Regions from separate parts of the Mus musculus genome. Here regions 1 and 2 are each linked to region 3. A link is a contact called in ENCODE POLR2A ChIA-PET data. All regions are on one chromosome and are shown on one strand. Each heading gives the region's core, a stretch centred on a gene start or an enhancer-like site at or near the end of the contact. The rest is flanking DNA. Distances are from core to core; before and after follow the strand shown.

Region 1 (3,325 bases), core at 9-2,508, 180 kb after region 3:
GTAGAAAAGAGATGAGACCCAGACCTGTCCTTGATACAACTAAAACTCCACTAAAAAGTGGTTCTAAGACATTTGCTTTTCTTGGAGTTTCTTCCCCAGCCTTTACTGTGAATTTATGTGTGTGTCCATATTCATGAGGAGGCCAGAGGTCAATGTCTGGTGTCTTCCTTGATCATCCACAATGACTTTTGTTTGGTTTGGTTTGGTTTCTTGAGGCAGGGTTTCTTTGTGTAGCTCTGGCTGTCCTGGGACTCACTCTGTAGACTCTGGAGCGGGGTGGTCAGTAAAGCCTGCCAGTAAGACCAAAGGGCTGGGGTTATGAGCAATGCCACCAGCTTTTATGTGAGTGCTGGGGTTTTAGACTTAGCTTCTTATACTTGTTTGTTTGTTTGTTTGTTTTGTTTTGTTTTGTTTCGAGACAGGGTTTCTCTGTATAGCCCTGGCTGTCCTGGAACTCACTTTGTAGACCAGGCTGGCCTCGAACTCAGAAATCCGAAATCCACCTGCCTCTGCCTCCCAAATGCTGGGATTAAAGGCATGCGCCACCACGCCTGGCTGTTCTTTATACTTGTATGGCAGTCACTTTATCTTCTCAGCCCCTAGGCTGGACAGCCTACCTTTCTTCCTTTTGGGAAAGTGAGGATGTTCTAGGCAGGGAGGCAGCAGTAGCATGCAGAGCATGTCTAGCAAGTTCTGTGTGGCATAGCACAGCTGGAGTGTTTTACAGCAGGCAGGGTATAGTGAGACCTTCCTGTGAGGAGCAGGAAGCCACTGGTGGTTTTCATGTAAGAAAGAGACATGAGTTTGCTTTTGTTTTGATCGACATCCTAACCATCAATCATAACAGCAATTATAGTGATCAATAGAAACCATGATTTTTGTGCTAGGCATTAGCTAAAATGCTTCAACATGACTCATCTTATTTAATCCTACCTTAGAGCTGAGCTAGGAGAGTCCACAGAGCCCATTCACTCAGCAGAAGGGCGGAGACAAGCCAGCTGTCCAAACAGGAAGTTAATGCTGTTAACCGTTCCTCAATCTCCCTAAACCTTGGTGTCTTCATGTCTGATCTTAACTTCATAGATATTTTATTCATGTAAAACACTTGGCACAGTGCCTGGAACACTATAACAACGCAGTAAGGGTTAGTCATTGTGACTTTTGTGGCTGTTTCCCACTTTAGAGTGTCCCCTGGTATGCCAGGTGCTGGGTGGTACCAGTAAAATCGCATGGGTTGGAACCAGTAAACTGGGCTCATAAAGCCGTTCCTGTCACTGTAGGGTGAAGAAGAGGGTGTGCTCTCTGCATCTGCTAGTGCACTCTTTGGTTGCCTTGGTAACCAGTCTAGACACCTGGCTCTCCCAGCAGCTGGTGCTTCTCTAGCTCAGGCCTGGGAAAATCTGTGTTGTTCCACAGTGGTTTCTCTGAGTTCATCCCTTTCTTTCCGCTCTGTGTTTCTGCTGCAGCTTAGTGTGTATGCGTGTATGTATGTGTTTGGGTATGTGGGTATGTGTGTGTGTATTTGGGTATGTGGGTATGTGTTCATCTCACAAACGCCATAGTGGAAGATGAGCTGAAGGGAGCAGAGGCAGCAACTGACTCAAATTCATTAGTGGAGAACTCATGAGCACTGGGAGGGTTACAGATGGAAGTAGAGAGAGATAGATTTTAGGAATGTTTTGGATTTAGAGTTGATAGGCTGTGACAATTTAACACCACAAGGAGAAGTGAAGAAAAAGCTTTCTCTCCCCTAAAAACTCAAACACATCCCTTTGTTTTCTTTTCTGCCTTTGTTCAGAGGAACATATCCACCTGTGTGATGTCTAATCTCACTTCTAGGCTGGTCATTTCTAGTTAATTAGCTTCCCTGTTTTTAAATTAAAATTCTTAAAAAATTTTTTTTTTTTGTTTTGGTCTTATATGTCTGAGTTTTTTTTGCCTGAATTTTGTTTTGTTTGGAAACAAATCTCAGCTTGTAGCTCAGGTGGGCCTGGGTCTCTCAGCAGTCCTTTTGCCTTAGTCTCCTGAGTGCTGGAGTTACAGGTGTGTGCTGCTACCCTCTTTTCTTGGCAGGCAAATTCAGCATTTATACAATAGAAGTCAAAACCGGAATCCAGAATGATTCCCTTCCCCTCTCTGGAAGCTGCTTCTCCTCCTGTGAGCGCCACTGTGGTCCAGGCAGAAACAAAACCGTGATGAACTGTGGGTGCTCCCACCTCCCCACCCGCTCCTCCGTGCTCCTCATCTCCCCACCCGCTCCTCCTGCCCCCTGAGGGCAACACCATTACTACTTTGGAAATCCCCACATGGGGCTTCTGTGCAGCCACCTCCGCTTCTCTTCACAGTTTCTCTGCCTCTCATGCAGGTTCTGCATTTCAACCACAGGGGTCTCCAGGGCTACAAATCTGCCTCTCCACCTTGACTTCCAGCTGCCTGGCACTTTCGGCATGACTACTCACTTTCTGTGCTGTCTAAAGTTCTATCTCAGATCTCAGCTTCCTCAATAGCCCCTATGTAAGTCATTTTCTTTATCTTGGCACCCTTGTACTCCCCTAGATGTAGCTAGTCTTTCCTCCCATGCTCTACCAGGGTTCTCACTGTCTGTCAGGATGCTCTTTCTTGGCTTTGCTTGGCCCACGTCTTTCCAATCTTTAAATCCCAGTTAAGTCTTCCCTGCTAGATCACTACTTACCACCCAAGCAGGTTCCACAACCCCATTTACATGGCTGGCTGCTGAGCCCTAGTGACCTGCATGTTTCTGCCTTGCTGGTGCTGGGATTGCACGGGTCCTGGGGACTGAATTTAGCTATTCTCATTTGCATGGCAAGCACTTTACCTCCACTAAGCTATCTCCTCAGCCTGAGGGTAAAAGTTTTGAACCAAGGTAGGATAGTAGATCTCCATGCTTTGAAGGATCCACAGGGACAATCAGATGATTGTCACTGAGATGGGGCACTTTTCTGAGAAAAGGCAGATGCATTTTACACGGTCTTAACCAACTGTTTCTTTTCATTCAGCCTGTGTCCTGACCTCACGTTCGGTCTCACCTACCCCAGGCTGGCCTGGAATATACTTGATTTGTAGCTGATGATGATCCTGAACTTCTGATCTTTTTGCCTCCACCTCCTATGCTACTATTATGGATGTGAGCCACTATGGCTGATTTACGTGTTGCTGGTGATCGAACCAAAGACTTTGGACATGCCAGGCAAGCATTGCCCTAATGGAGCTACATGCCTGGTCACACAATATGAAGATTTTTATTTATTGTCTTTTTTATAGTGTCTCCCCACTGCAATGTGAACTCTAGAAGAGGGTAACCTGG
Region 2 (3,190 bases), core at 604-3,103, 190 kb after region 3:
GGGTTAGAGGTGTGTACCACTATGCTTGGCTATTGAATTTTTAGACAAAGCTGGTCTTGAGTTTGTAGTGATCCGTCTGCCTTTGCCTCTCAAGTGCTGGGATTACAGGTGTGTATCACTAGATGCTGCTTTTAATCTTTTTTATTTTTATTTTTTGACTCAGAAACATTTAAAATATCATCTTCATAGTTTGAGCTTAATACTTTTCAAATTCAGGAAGTGTGTATTTGCCTCCTATGTTTTAGTTTGGCATATTCATAGTGAGGATGGCTGATTATAGAAATAGAAGTATAGATTCTCTGTCTCTCTCTCTCCTGAGATGGTCTCATTCTGTAGTTTTAGCTGACCTAGAACTCAGACTGTCTGCCTTTGAGTGTTAAAGGCAGGCATCACTACACTCAGCCTTTCTTTATTTTTGAAATGTAAACACCACTTTTAGCAAGTGGTTCCTTAAAACAACATCATCAACAACATCCAACTATGCTGGCCTGGGCAGGACCTTGGCCTACTAGCAGGATCAAGATATTAACTTAGCAGGTCAGGGAAAAAAAACCAAAATCCCAATGGCCACTTCCTATTTTTCTCCAATTTCATTTACACTGCACAGATAATTCACCTTTTCTATGGTTGTAGTCAGTTCATTTTTGCATTTGGCCATGCACTCGCGCACGCGCATGCGTAGATTCACCTCGTGCCCAGCAGCTCTCATGGGTGCTCATGGGGCTTCATGTTTGCACAGCGAACAGTTTCCTGATAGCTACGTTTCCTAGTACTCTCTGCATTTGAAGAACCTAAGGTATGTACCTTTCTCTGGGCTAATACACATTCTTGCACATTGCCAAAGCAGATATCTCTAAGGCAGAGATTCACTGCAATATAATTGTATTTCCTTTTATTCCCAGTCATCGGCATTGTGTTTGTGCAAGGTAAATACTTTCTTAGCAGTGAATAAGTCGTTAAAATTCGCAACTTTTTATGACCTTGGACCTTGTCCATTTAAATAATGCTCACCTAGGTGGGTAGTTCGAGGGAGGCCACATATGCACCTTAGACAGAATGACCTGGATGCAGAAGAATCTAGGGCCTTGGGAGTGAAGGAGTGGGCCGCCACCAGGGCCCAGCCTGCCACAAATAGTCTCTTTTGGAATCACTGGTCCCCCTGACCTGCCCTGGAATTTTTACAATCCCAGCCCCTCCTCTGGCAGACAATGAAGGAGTGGGTGTGGTGGCTTTAGTGCTGTGTACACAAATGAGTGTTTATGGTGGACTTTTCTCATCATTATCCCTAGTTTACTGACCCTGAAGAGTCCTGTGTGGGAGGTTCTACCATCAGTAGGGCAGGAGCTGGGCCTCCGCTCTGGGTTGTGTGAGAAATAAAAGAGATATGCTAATGTCTGCCAAGCCAAAGCTTGTAAGGTTGCAGTTTCTGCTATGGGACTTTAAAACCAGGCAGGTGGACCAATTCTTGGTCCTCTCTGTCTTCAGGGCCATCTCAGAGTCTAGATATGTCAGGATGGCCTTTGAGGTCTTGTGGGAGTGGAATTACTCCTAATTCCAATAGGACTGGCCGGTCACTGGAAGGCTTCAGCCGTGCTACTTGTGTGCCGTGCTAGACTACTTGTGTGCCTTTCGGTGGGTTTTTCCTCAGAATTTTGACAAAAACAAACAAATAAACAAACAAACAAGCAAACAAACTCTGCCCAAATAAAGCTTTAGAGGCCAGATAAAACGATTTAAAATCGATGCTAGAGAATGACTCTCACCATCTGCCCCGCCCAAAAGTCAAAGGGTTGGTGCGGGGTCTAGTCCTCAAACTCGCAGGGGGCGGTAGCATGGACTACACTGCCCCCTGGTGGCCACGACGCAGGAGCAGGCGTGGCCCGTAACCGCCCATGTAGCTGCTTCTAGGCGCTGAACTGGCTGCCTGGCTGGCTGGCGTTCTCTTCCATAGCTTCCTTGTTCCGGTGCCCTCTGCCTCTTCCCTTTCTATTTCTACATACAGCTCTTCTGCACACGCCTCCAACTCTACTCTTTTTTCAACCTTTTGGGATGGTGTGGCCCGGCTCCAGTGGAGGCTCGCTGATGTTAGGACAAATTCTAAACCAATCAACATCTTTTTGGGCAGCGGATATTGTGTGTGGCCAGTACAAAAAGGTCCCAAGGTGGGGCTTGACTTTTAGGAACTAAAGGTCGAAGAGAGGGGATGTCTGGATTGAGAAGGGGGAGACAAGGGCTGTCATGGGTCTTGTGTTGAGCTTGAACATTTATGGTCCGTATGCTTTTAAGACTGGAGTGTGGGAACACTGCTAAGATTTTACATGGGATCAAACTCCCTGTGGTGGATGCATGGTCATTGAATTGCTTAGCAGTTAGTCAGCTGGCAGCCTGTAAAGGGGCCTCTGGGATTGCAGCAGCCAGGGATGATGGTGTGGCCAGGAGATATTGAAGGAGTGAATGACCCCAGAGGTCTCGGTTGATTGGACAAAGAAGGGCTAAGGGATGCCTATCAGGCTCCTGGCTGGAATAGTGTAGCCCAGAGGATGGAGTTAGAATCCAGTAACATTTAGGACCAGACATGGGGAGGGAGGGATGGTATTACAGGTCTTTTAGACAAGCTAGGCTAGGGCTGTTGAATAGATGGTGGGACTTAACATTCTATTACTAGGTAGGGCATTGCAGTCTACTGATGGCAAATAACTGAAGTGTAGAGGAAGGAGGACTTGTGGGATCTTGTGTGGCACCAGGGCAGGACTCAGCTGTCCTCCCTTACTTCTGGTTCCCTTCACTCACTCCAGCTCCAATGCTCTGGCTCCAGCAGGTACAGAAAAAGACCATTGCACACAGGCAGGTGAGATGCTCGCAGTTTATTGCAAAGAGGAAGGAGGGGTTGGTGTGGGGAAGCCGAGGAGCCGAGGAGACACAGGGCAGTGACAAGGCTTTAGCAGTAGAATATCTCTGAAATCCAGTGAGCTTCAGAATCTTAAATCTTGCTTACACAGAGGACTTGTTAGGATTTTCTCCTAGAATAAAGAAACACCCCACACCCCCAATAGTGAGTGAACCTCAGAAGTAGATGCAGTAGTGGTGCAGAGACTTATCAGACAAAAGCCACAGTAAATTCTGAGAGGAATTGAGGGTTAGAAGGCCTTGGATGGGGAACAAAATACTCATGGATGGAGTTACAAAGACA
Region 3 (3,477 bases), core at 588-3,087:
TTGTCCTGTTACATGTTAAAGACCAGCCAAGGCTACATGGAGAGACCTTGTCTCAAATCAATTAAAGACACAGCATATCAAGAATATTTACTCTTCTCCCAGGTTGGGCCTGGATCCCACAGGATCCCACATCTCCTTTAAGAACAATAAACCCTGGACTTGGCTGGGGTCAAGAACAAGATGCCTTCTGGATTCCTGAAGATACAGAGGGTCAGGAAACTCCCAATCTCTGTCCTCTTTGGGACCCAACAGGGTCCTGCATCTATAGAACACGATTTATGGAATATCCCCATTTCCCACCTCTCAGTACTTTTGGGGGTAAGTATTGGTGTTTTTTTTTTTCCTCCAATTTCATCTCCATTATTATTGTTTTCAAAGCTCTTTGGCTTACTCTAAGCTGCAGGACACACAATTCACACCAGCTCTGCAGTTCAGATTGAGCCCAGCCAGTAATGATGTCAGGTCTCCCCACCTGGTAACCCAGTATTACCCTCAGGCTCCAGGTTTATGAACCAGGACACAAATTGTGCAAACCAGGAAAACACTCTCAATTACTAGCTATTCATACAATGGCAAAATTCCAACTCTATGTTTGACCAACAAAAGCAGAATGGAAACTCTCAGAAATCTTTTGAGATTTAACTGAATGTCTTATAAGGCCTTAACTTTTATTCTTTGGTCTTTCGAGACAAGGTTTCTCTGTATCACCCTGGCTGTCCTGGAACTCACGCTGTAGACCAGGCCGGCCTTGAACTCAGAAATCTGCCTGTCACTGCCTGCCAAGTGCTGGGATTAAATGTGTGGGCCACCATTGCCCGGTTTAGGGCTTAATTTTTATACCCAGTCCAGCCATTGGATTTTTTTTTTCTTACTTCTAGTAGGGCAGCTGAAAAGGAGGGTCCTTGAATCCTCAGGCAAATCTCGCTTAGCAACAATTATCCCTGGAGAGCTGTGAGGAACCTAAGGATGCTAGGGCTCCCAGATTCTGCACTGGGAATGGCAATGGCCTCCTTGTATAAGGCTGTTTATGTAGGTCCCAGCACGGAGACAAGTCCACCCCGAGAACATCCACAGGGCATGCCTGTGGAGGATTGAGATCCTAGTTTTACTTCCAATATCTTAGTGAGAAAGCTGTGCCTACCGCCAGTTTAAATGCCAGGAAGCTTGAAGATAAGGGTGCATGCTACCCCAGGTTAGTTCTGCTGATTACACGTGCGCACCATTACGCTAGGCTTTTTACCATAACTACAGGTTTGATTCCCATGCCTTTAGGAGCGCACTTTCTATACTCATAAAGATTTACATCCTGGTTGAGATTTAGCTTATTAAGTCCCCCCACAAGATCGACCAGAGATCTTTAGTGAATAGTCACTATCACTCCCAACATGTGCTTTCGGTCCTAAAGATTTGCAAATTACGAGTCGCAGAAAAAAAAGGTAGCGAACACAGGGTCCTTAGGGTTCACAGACTTTATTGATTCAATAATAAACAGCAAAGAAAATGTTAACCATCACTCCGGGAGCGTCAATGTCGACCTAAAATAAAATAAAAAGCGTTGAGTAACCCAGAGGGGACTGCGGGACCTAGCTACATTTCTGCACGGTTAAGTGTTCCGGCGTCTGAGGATAGAACCCGCGAACGGGAAGCCGCAAGCACCGAAGACATAACGCCGAGAGGGCCAGAGCCCTTTCTTCTACCTCCGTACATTACGGGGAGCGGGACCGCACGCCCGGTCCCCGCCAAGAAAAGGAGGATCTACAAAGTCAGGCCCAGTTCCCAGTAGTTCCCTCGCATATAAAGACAAAATCAAGACTCACGTGAAAACCACCCTTGGAAAGGCCCCGCAACGCGCGGAACAACCTTATATACCCCTGGTGCCCGCCTCCAAGCTGCGATTGGTTCGGAGGCATCAGAGGGCGGGGTCTTTTGCGTGTGGCGGAACCTGTGAGCGGAGCGGAAGTGCGGCTTTTGGAATGAGCCGCGGAGTGTAGCCATGGCACCTCCGGGAGGAAAGATCAATCGTCCCCGGACGGTGACTGAACTGTGGGAGTGGGAACTGCGTCTTTGTTTCCCTTTGCTTCCCGGCATTTTCCTCTTTGGAAACAGGATTAGTTAGGGGCTGGGGTTGTTAGGTGCGGAGGATCCCGGGTGGGTGTGCAGAACCTTACATGCGCATCTTTTTCTTCCGCAGGAGCTGAAGAAGAAGTTGTTCAAGCGCCGCAGGGTATTAAGCAGGGATCGGCGACGGAAACGCCAGGTGGTCGGGGCTGTGATAGACGAAGGGCTGACTACGAAGCACCACCTCAAGAAGCGGGCGTACGTACAGTATTATCCTCCGGTTGGACATTCCTACCCACTTCCTACCAGGTTTCAGAGCATCCCAGAGGTCTCCAAATTTCTTGTTCTCTTTCACGTTTATGCAGCAACTAGTTGAGAGTTATGTTAGTTTCCAAACTACTAGCCTCTTATGGTATCATTGCTCACAGGATTCTGATGCTGTTGTTGATTGTTTTGTCTCGGGTTTTCAAGCAGGGTTTCTCTGTAGCTCTGGCTGTTCTGGAACTTTCTGTGTTGACCAGGCTGGCCTCTAACTAAGAGATCCACTTACCTCTGCCTCCCAAGTTCTGGGATTAAAGTCCTTCACCACCCCCACCACCCCCCAGCTGCTCACTGGATTTTTTTTTTTTTTTTTTTTTCAAGACAGGGTTTCTTTGTGTCGCCCTGGCTGTCCTGGAACTCACCCTGTAGACCAGGCTGGCCTCGAACTCAGAACTTACTGACTTAATACTATTGAGGTACATATTGAAGTCAAATTGTTAAAAAGTCTTAAGTGTTAAAGAGTTCCCTGAGGACACCAGAGCCCATTCAGTAATTTGAATGCAGAGACCTTATAAAACAAAAACTGGGCAATGATGCTCCCATTTAAATTCCAGTGCCAGGAGACTAAGACAGAAAGGTTGCCTGTTGGCTAGCCTGGTCTACAGAGTGAGACCTTTTCTTAGCTGGGGTCATTTTTGAGGCTCAGTTTGGTACAAATGAACCTGGATATTTTTTGTTTCCTGTCACTCAGGTCCAGTGCTCGTGCCAACATCACGCTGTCTGGGAAGAAGCGCAGGAAACTCTTGCAGCAGATCCGACTTGCCCAGAAAGAAAAAGCAGCCATGGAAGGTAAGTCTTGGGCACAGAGGCTACACAACAAGAAGTCTGGATTTTACCTGGGTTTTATCTTTTTTTTTTTTTTTTTTTTAGGATTTATTTATTTATTTATTTATTTACAGTGTGTGCACTGTAGCTGTCTTCAGACACTCCAGAAGAGGGCATCAGATTTTTGTTATGGATGGTTGTGAGCCAGCATATGGTTGTTGGGATTTGAACTCAGGACCTTTGGAAGAGCAGTCGGCGCTCTTAACCACTGAGCCATCTCACCAGCCCCTGGGTTTTATCTTTAATGCTTTCTTTTTCCTTTCCTTTTGTTCA

The links. ChIA-PET counts read pairs that join two places held with the same protein, here RNA polymerase II (POLR2A).
Region 1: POLR2A ChIA-PET joins it to region 3 with 13 read pairs in embryonic stem cell. The contact joins the enhancer-like site here to the promoter of 5730408K05Rik in region 3. POLR2A ChIA-PET finds 5 or more read pairs at or near these places in 3 of 5 experiments (Patski and embryonic stem cell).
Region 2: POLR2A ChIA-PET joins it to region 3 with 17 read pairs in embryonic stem cell. The contact joins the enhancer-like site here to the promoter of 5730408K05Rik in region 3. POLR2A ChIA-PET finds 5 or more read pairs at or near these places in 3 of 5 experiments (Patski and embryonic stem cell).

What each region holds. Positions count from the first base shown.
Region 1 is chr19:9,065,088-9,068,412 of GRCm38, forward strand. It overlaps a transcript of Ahnak not described here. Among named protein-coding and RNA genes, the nearest start is that of Scgb1a1, 21 kb to the right of the region's middle. Within about 2 kb of position 1,259, at least 1 of the 3 ENCODE cell types and tissues checked has a DNase peak (open chromatin) inside an H3K27ac peak, as active enhancers do.
Region 2 is chr19:9,080,792-9,083,981 of GRCm38, forward strand. It overlaps Scgb1a1 (secretoglobin, family 1A, member 1 (uteroglobin)), which reads right to left. Exons shown (of 3, transcript NM_011681.2): 3 at 2,851-3,020. The coding sequence ends at 2,973. Among named protein-coding and RNA genes, the nearest start is that of Scgb1a1, 5.6 kb to the right of the region's middle. Within about 2 kb of position 1,854, at least 2 of the 3 ENCODE cell types and tissues checked have a DNase peak (open chromatin) inside an H3K27ac peak, as active enhancers do.
Region 3 is chr19:8,886,933-8,890,409 of GRCm38, forward strand. It overlaps 5730408K05Rik (RIKEN cDNA 5730408K05 gene), which reads right to left and starts at 1,838. Exons shown (of 1, transcript NR_027866.1): 1 at 1,455-1,838. It overlaps Lbhd1 (LBH domain containing 1), which reads left to right. Exons shown (of 6, transcript NM_001286103.1): 3 at 103-318; 4 at 2,192-2,316; 5 at 3,071-3,168. 1810009A15Rik (RIKEN cDNA 1810009A15 gene) reads left to right here and starts at 1,951. Exons shown (of 4, transcript NM_025463.3): 1 at 1,951-2,032; 2 at 2,192-2,316; 3 at 3,071-3,168. The coding sequence starts at 1,994. It overlaps Snora57 (small nucleolar RNA, H/ACA box 57), which reads right to left and starts at 1,753; the gene lies at 1,604-1,753. It also overlaps Mir5136.